2 separate regions of the Mus musculus genome follow, and region 1 is linked to region 2. Evidence: chromatin contacts called from ENCODE Hi-C or POLR2A ChIA-PET data. All regions are on one chromosome and are shown on one strand. Each heading gives the region's core, a stretch centred on a gene start or an enhancer-like site at or near the end of the contact. The rest is flanking DNA. Distances are from core to core; before and after follow the strand shown. Region 1 has its middle 9.4 kb from the start of Gm39858. Region 2 holds the start of Nfe2l2 (nuclear factor, erythroid derived 2, like 2).

Evidence for each region. Hi-C counts contacts between places; a loop is a spot of excess contacts on that map. ChIA-PET counts read pairs that join two places held with the same protein, here RNA polymerase II (POLR2A).
Region 1: POLR2A ChIA-PET joins it to region 2 with 44 read pairs in Patski. The contact joins the enhancer-like site here to the promoter of Nfe2l2 in region 2. A Hi-C loop is called at or near these places in 11 of 37 maps with a recorded cell type or tissue (T-helper 2 cell, gastrocnemius, heart and 2 more). POLR2A ChIA-PET finds 5 or more read pairs at or near these places in 4 of 5 experiments (Patski and embryonic stem cell).

What each region holds. Positions count from the first base shown.
Region 1 is chr2:75,641,474-75,645,295 of GRCm38, reverse strand. No RefSeq gene overlaps it. Among named protein-coding and RNA genes, the nearest start is that of Gm39858, 9.4 kb to the right of the region's middle. Within about 2 kb of position 1,960, at least 1 of the 3 ENCODE cell types and tissues checked has a DNase peak (open chromatin) inside an H3K27ac peak, as active enhancers do; it is heart, where a contact is called at or near this core.
Region 2 is chr2:75,702,176-75,706,293 of GRCm38, reverse strand. Nfe2l2 (nuclear factor, erythroid derived 2, like 2) reads left to right here and starts at 1,631. Exons shown (of 5, transcript NM_010902.4): 1 at 1,631-1,930. The coding sequence starts at 1,886.

The DNA of each region.
Region 1 (3,822 bases), core at 711-3,210, 61 kb after region 2:
TATCCCCAACCTCGAGCTGATTTGCCTGTAGGGCCTGGCAGTTTCTGCTGGATTATGCTCATACTGCTGATCCCTGTTTGGTGACACCATTGAGCTGCACTGCTGGTACCCTGACGACAAAGGTCGGAACTGCCCCAAAGAAGTACTTCTAAACAGGTCCACACCCCCCAATTTCCCATTAATCTTTCTTTCCTCCTACCTCTGGAAGGTGGACTAGAATGGAGGTTGAAATGTTTAATTACCCTTATAAAGTAGGTTTTGAAAAATCTAAGCCTATATTGGCCTCAAACTCAGAGAGATCTGCCAGCCATTATGGGTCTAAAAGCTCAGGGTTTTTTGTTTGTTTGTTTGTTTGTTTGTTTTGTTTTGTTTGATACTTTTTTTTCTTTTTTTTGTTTTTTCGAGGTATTTCTGTTTTTCAAGTCAAGGATTCTCTATGTAGCCCTCGCTGTCCTGGAACTCACTCTGTAGTCCAGGCTAACCTCAAACTCACCAATCCACCTGCTTCTGCCTCCCAAGTGCTGGGGTAAATGTGTGCACTATCACTGCCCAGTTTAAGTTTTGTTTGTTTGTTTGTTTGTTTTTTAAGTCACATACAGTTCCTGTTTTTCTGTGACTTTTTATTGTTCTTCAGTATCAGCTGTTGAATACCAATTTCTTGGCTAAATTTCATAAGATGATAAACCAAAAATGCTGTATGGCAAACATAAAATCTTTAAATTTTTTTTCAGAAATAATATGTACACTATCACTCCAAGTGCCAGAGTGTCACCTAGAGACAGCAAGCCATCCATCCTCACACCACCCTAGAATCTCATGGAAAGGAACAGAATAACAGAGTCAAACCCATTGCTCTCAACTGTCTACAGCAAGATGCACAATTTTTCTGTTTCTTCTAAATAATTTCCTGGCTTTCTGGCACTCCTAAATTCAACAAAATAGCCTGGAACACCCCCACAAAGCCAGCAATGTCCCTTCACTGTGTTTGTCTTTCCTGAATTGTGCCATGCCTGTGTACTTAACCCCTTAAATGCTCGAAAGGGGCCCTCCTGGTAAGGAATCAAGTAGGAGGAAAATAGGGGTAAGAAAAGCCTGTGAGTAGTCTTCGCTTATACCCATGACTCATGTCCTACAGATGTCACCGCTCTCTTGACCCTGTCCCCAAAGGGATGAGCCTGCAGTGGGAAGGAGTCAGTGAGCAGAGAAATTGGAATGAGTTACTTTCTTCTAGGGGTCGTTTCTTTGGTTTCGGTTTTAACAGAGCCTCATAGGGCAGCCTGGTTTTGAACTTGTAACCGAGGGTGACCTTGGAGTCTTGATCCTCCTGCTTAAGCCTCCTAAATGCTGAGATTATAGGCATGGGCCACCACACCCATCACTGCTTCGTCAAGAGGTCTTGAGAGATGAGGAGGTGATAATCCCAATTTTACTTTTCTATTAACATTTCTATTGTAGTTTATAATCAGCTTTGTTTTACTAAAGAGTAATTGGCCAATAGCCTACTTGTGTGTGAAAGCTGCATGCTTGAATCCTTTGATGAGTGTGTACAATTGCCATAAAGTATACTACTTAAGACATAGATTATTTACCGCTTGGATTTTACTGGGAACGTAGAAAATCTACTTTGTACTGCTCGGCCCCCTGTGTGACATGGGTGGCCAGAGAGATATCACACTGCCTCAGAGAGTGCCAGGAAGGATTCAGAGAAAGCAGAATTTCTTGTCCTTTGCACCTTGATGGGCATGTATGTCCAGGAGACACATTTTGCCATTGGCACTCTTTCAGACTTCCAAGGCCACAGGTCTGCCAGCTGTGCCTTGGGCATCACCGTGGTTGACTGTTTGCTTCAGAGCCATAGTTCTGCTGTTTCATGTCCAGGATGTTGATTTTTCTTGGCAGCTGCTCTAACAGTCATGCGTTTGGAATGCCTGGCTTTTGATGAAACATTACATCAAAGACCAAGGTATCCAGTTTCATAGATGATTGCCCAGGCCTTTGGATGATGCAATGCAAAGGACTTGGGTCTTAGCTATAGCCAGAATGAGCTCTGACTAACAGAAATAGGATTCAAGGGAAGGTGGCATTTAGTCACTGTTTTTCCTACCTCATTAGCTCACTGCCCAGTGGTGGCTTTCCATGTTGCTGAAGTTGTTTCCCTGAAATTCCTGCCGTTTCTCCCATTTCCCCTCCCTCTCTTTCTTTAAAATAAAGAAAAAAGGAAAGAAAAAAATATAAATCATGTACATTTGTGTGTCTGTGAGTATATGCTATGTGTGTAGAGGTGCTGTGGAAGTCAGAGGGGTAGGATCCCCTGGAGATGGAGTTACAGGCAGTTATAGGTTCTGGGATTGAAAGATTCTCGACTCAGACACTCAAGTCCCGGGACAGCCGCGTACCCAAGAAGACACTGAGACCATACATAAAATGTAGAAGGTAAGATTTAATAAAGTAGCAACAACATGAAAGCACACAGACCAGAGCTCTGGGGTCGAAATAAAGCAGCAACATGGAAGCACACAGAGCTCTGGGGTCGAAACTCATACACCTTAGCACAGGGTAGAGGAGTCTCGACGACCAGCCAAAATTTTTCACAGGCTTATATAGTAAAACTCAAAGGGGGGAGAACTGGGCAGGGAAAGTACAAGTTTACATCACTAGGGAGTTCTGCCAAGGGACAAGGGGTTCTGCCAAAGGATTCTACGTAACTAAGGAGTCATGTCCTATCAAGGAACCTACGTAACTAAGGAGTCATGTCCTATCAAGGAACCTACGTAACTAAGGAGTCATGTCTTATCATTTGGCAATGTCATTTTGAGGTTGTTCCAGGAGGCCTTTATCTCAAAAATGTTTTCTAGATGGGAGGGGGTGGGCTCCGAGGTGAAAGTTCATGTTCTCACAAGAGGCCAGTAATTTTTCATTCTTCATTCCCCACTTCTTCTTGTAAGTAATTCTAATCTTAGAATTTCAGAAGTCTATATCTCTATGTGGAGAATACTGCATTTACTCTATCTTTAACATGGGAACAGAAACAGAATAAGGCAGATTAGTAAACAGAACTAGGCAGGGACCCTTTTAGTGAGGCTTGAGGGTCTCAGCATGACGCAGGTGTACGTAGATCAGATCTCTGGCTGGAACTGGTAAGATGTCCTTGGGGTACCCAGCTCGTTCGCTGTAGCCAGTTGTGACCAGACTTTTTTCTGCACCACCTGTAAGCCTTTTAACTTAGTATACAGATCATTATTATAACAACATAGGTTTAAACACATCATTTAAGACAGTGATGGGCATAGGAGCCCCATAAAGGATCTTGAAAAGAGTAAAACCGAATCAAGAGGGAGTATTCTCAGTTTTAAATAGGGCAAGGGGAAGGGGCACCAAGTAAGCCTGTGCCAGTCTCCAGGATTAATTTTGTCAAGGTCTGTTTAGAGTTTTATTTATTCTTTTTTATCTTTTCTGAGCTCTGAGGTCTGTACACACAATGGAATTTTTATTTGACCTCTAAATACTTGGCCACACCCTGACTTACCTGGGCAACAAAGGCAGGACCATTATCTGACACTATTGCTTTTGGCACTCCGAACCTTGGAAAATTTTCTTTAACAATCTTCTTGATGACTATCTGATCAGTCTCAGTTTTACAAGGAAAAGCTTTTATCCATCTTGAGAACGTTCACAAAAACTAGAAGGTATTCATACACATATTTTTTCCAGTAAAGTCTATTTTTCAGTAGATGTCAGGTCTGTCTTCTCATGAGAGGACTAGTTTTCTTTTTTCAGTTTTTACTATTTTATACAGGGTTTTTTTTACCAGTCTTAATTTGT
Region 2 (4,118 bases), core at 382-2,881:
TCTGTTTGTGAGAGAACAAATGGCTGAGCATTGCATTCAGAAGTCCTGAGTCTCAGCTGGAGACCTAGCGCTAGGATCTGAGTAAGAGACCTTTCTTTGTCAGATTGTTGAATCTCTAACTGACCCCAGGCCCATAATAGGGTAGTGGTTTTTAAAATACATTTCAAGCCAGGCAGTGGTGGCGCAAACCTTTAGCCCCAGCACTTGGGAGGCAGAGGCAGGCAGATTTCTGAGTTCTAGGCCAGCCTGGTCTACAGAGTGAGTGTCAGGACAGCCAGGGCTACACAGAAAAACCCTGTCTTAAAAAACCAAAAAAAAAAAAAAAAATTCAAAAGAAGATATTTGTGTTCAAACATACTTAAAACAACAAAGAGAAAGATAAAAATACTCTGGGTTTTCAACTATTAACACATTAAAACATCCCTCGATTTTTTTTCTAAGCCCATATAACTATTTTAGAAATTGGATTTTTTTTCGGGGGCAGTTAAAGAAGTATGTTTGGGAATGAACGTTGTGAAAACAGTCACTACCACCACCACCACCACCAAACCCAAGTGGCAGAGTCTATGGTACAGTTCTCAGCCTGTGGAGAGCCACCCCAAGCATCTCAGATATTTTGCACATCCGATACTTACATTACAATTTATAGCAACAAAATTAGTTATGAAGTAGCAGCAAAAATACTTTTCTAGTTGGAGGTCACCACAACACGAACTATATTAAAGGGTCGCTGCATTACGACGGTTGAGAAACGCTGCTCTAAAAACAGCTTGAGAGGTGGGGCCTTATGAGATCATACCTCAAAATTCCCAAATAGAGTAAGTACGTGTAAAGGAACCCTGAGAGTCTTAGAATCCACTTCGGTGATTCTGTTAGAGCTGTGCCCGCTTGCTGGGCTCTGGGTGGATGAAGTGATACTGAGTGACCGCTTGGGCCCCGAGCCCAGGGCACGTGGGAGAAGTGGAGGGCCTTCGAGTAAGCGAGCACGAGTTTGCAGCGTGGACTCATCCATCTCCCTGGGGCAGAGGTGTTTGAGCACCAGCAACTGAATGGGACCTGGGGCCAGAGGGCAGTTGGCCTCTTGCAAAGTCCGGGTCCCAGCTCAGAGCCCTAACCCCGAAACTGGCGCCACAGTCAGCCGGTGGAGCGAGATAAAGCGGGCAAGGTTCTGCAGGTCCAAATCAGGGAGTGGCAGCTCCGATAGCAGCGCACGGGCCGGGGCTCCCGGTGTGCTTGCACCAACTGTTTAAACTGCTTCAAAGAGCCAGGGCTGGAGCGACCTTCGGCAAACAGCTGCTAATCTCTAGCAAGGGGGTGCTGTCCTACAGAGGACTGGGGGGGCCGAAGGCCTCCTGCTCGCGCTCCGCCCCCCGTGCGACTTCAGCCCACCTGACTCCGCCATGCCCCGGACAGCGAGAGGAGGATCAACAGTGGGGGGTCGAGGGGAACGCGGGAACTCCGGCCGGAAGCACTCAGGTCCATGCCCCGCCCTCGGGCTCTTGCTCCTTCCACTGGCCCCCGTCTTGTCCCCCCCTCCCCTTGCCCCGCCCTAGGCCTTTGCGGGGGGCCCTCGGGTCCTTGCCCTGCCCCTGTACGCGATTCCAAGCTCTTGCCCCGCCCCTTACCCCGCCTCCATGCCCTTGTCCTGCCTCTGGCCCTTGCCTCTTGCCCTAGCCTTTTCTCCGCCTCTAAGTTCTTGTCCCGTCCCTAGGTCCTTGTTCCGCCCCCAGGGGGCGGGGGCGGGGCGGACTAAGGCTGGCCTGCCACTCCAGCGAGCAGGCTATCTCCTAGTTCTCCGCTGCTCGGACTAGCCATTGCCGCCGCCTCACCTCTGCTGCAAGTAGCCTCGCCGTCGGGGAGCCCTACCACAGCGTCCGCCCTCAGCATGATGGACTTGGAGTTGCCACCGCCAGGACTACAGTCCCAGCAGGTGCTGCCCCAACCTTCGGGCCCCTGGGCTGTGCCAAGAAGCCGGCAGGAGCTCGAGGGGATAGTGGCTCCGGGAGGGAGGGACAGTCTGAGCCAGGACTACGACGGCAGGGCCTGGGAACTGCCCCGCCGAGCTGGGAGGGCAACGGAGGATGTTGGGGCCGCGACGAGAGTGGGGTCCGAGCCTGAGGTCTCCAGGGGCGGCGAGGTTGGGGTGTGGAGGAAGCTCTGACTTCGTGGGGCCAGGCAGAGACACCACCACCTCGCTGGGTGGGAGGCGCAGAGGCGGGAGGGGGGTGGATGCTGGCGGTCTAAACCGGCGCCGCCCGGCCTTTTCCGGGGCAGCGTAGTTTCCCTGATTCGGTGCCGGTAAAAATGTGCCTAGTCACGGGGCCGCGCTCGGGGGAGCTGAGGTCTCTCCTCGGCGTCCGCCCGAAGCCCTCCCCAACCCCCGTTCTACGACTTGGTGAGCTCGGCCGTCTACGGCCTCAGCCCGAGAGCTGGTCTGTAAGATCACGCCTGTCCGTCTTGATCCAGAAAAGCCCAGCCCTCCGGGGGCGGAGGAGAAAGTCACCGGGTGGCCCTCGTGCTCTGGCGCCCCGACGGGCGGCCTGCCGGCAGGGCTCCGCACGCTCCTTCAGCCTGGGAACCCGGGAATGGCCTCGCGCCGGGCGCAAGGACGTGCAGACCTGGGCGGCGGGCTCCGAGGTCCGAGTGGGCCCCATGCTGGGCTGTGTGTTCTGAGTATGGTGACCCGCGGGGCCCCACGTAGTGTGCGAGGCTGTGGCTTCTGGCTGGCTTACATCGGCCAGTTGGCAGTCACAGAGGCCCTCGGTTGGCCCTTTCCTGCTCTATAGCGTGCAAACCTCGCTGCTCTGGGGCCAAGGGACAAGTTGGAGCTGTTGATCAGTTGCGCAATTGTTATTTTCCCCTGGGCGGCTTTGTCTTTGGATTTAGCATTACAGAGTTGTAATACCAAAATGTATAAGGCAGGATATTCTGGTCCTTGCCGTCAAGGGTAAGAGTAATAGATTAGAATTTGTTGCTTTTTATACTGTTGCAGAAGTTTTGCTTTTAGACATTTATTTATTATCCCTCGCTTGTGTCCTTAATACATTTTTCTTTGCTGTTTGAGATTCTGCCTCAATTTTCTTAGCATGTTGCGCACTTTGAAGACAGCGAATGGGACGCTTGCGTTTCATAACACTTTCTTGCTAAGTTTTGAAGATTGTTATGTAAGTGAAAACCAGTTTCTGGTTATACTTCAGGCAGTTTTAAAGAAGTAAATGCTTATGTTGGCACACACGCGCGCACACACACACACAAAAGAGTCGGAATTGGATTTTTAGGAAAAGAAACCATTTAACTCCAGGGAATGTATAACTCGGTAAAGAGTAAGTTAGTTTAAATGTAAAGCTTTCGGCTGACCTGGAAGGTCCTGGTGTCAGTTTTTAAGTTACTGACAGTGCATTAATTCTACCCCTCCCTTGAACTTGGCCCCGAAATGATTGGGGTTGTAGCCTGGTTTTCATTAGGATGAATAAGTAAACTGTATTTTCTGATTTCTGCTCTTCATGAGTAATCAGAAGGAATGCTTCCTGGCCACAGGATACACGGTGCAAATGAACTTTGACTGTAAAGTTTTTTTTTTTCTCTTTCCTGTGTAGAATAACATTTCATTTACAAAAATGGCAGCTGTGCTGCTTTCTTTCTCTGCCGTGTGAAAGCTTTGTTAGCCGGACATTTCTAGTTCTTTCCAGACATTGATTTAAATATTTGAAGACCTTGAAGAAATCATTTAAGATCATAATTCAGCTAAAAAGCATTGTTTGATAGTCCAGAAGGATTTGAATTGAGTTACAGATTTAAAGACATGGTGAGAGTGATTCAGCTGTGGCACTGTAGCATTTTGTTTTAACAGTGCTCATGGTTAGTAGACTCCATGGTTCTTCAGCACCGGGTTGCGGGGGTGGGCATCCATTACTTTCCCACTGGTGTCTAGGAAAGATAAAATACTTTGTTGAAGGCAAGAGATGAAGTTGATCTTGAATAAGACATATGAGATTATTTTTAAAGACACATTCGAGATTGGCCTCTCCAGAATGAAGGGAGAGAGAACAACTTAAGAAAAACTTGACTTTCTAGATAGGTGACACATCTCTGAATCTCTGAGACACTACAGAAAAGCC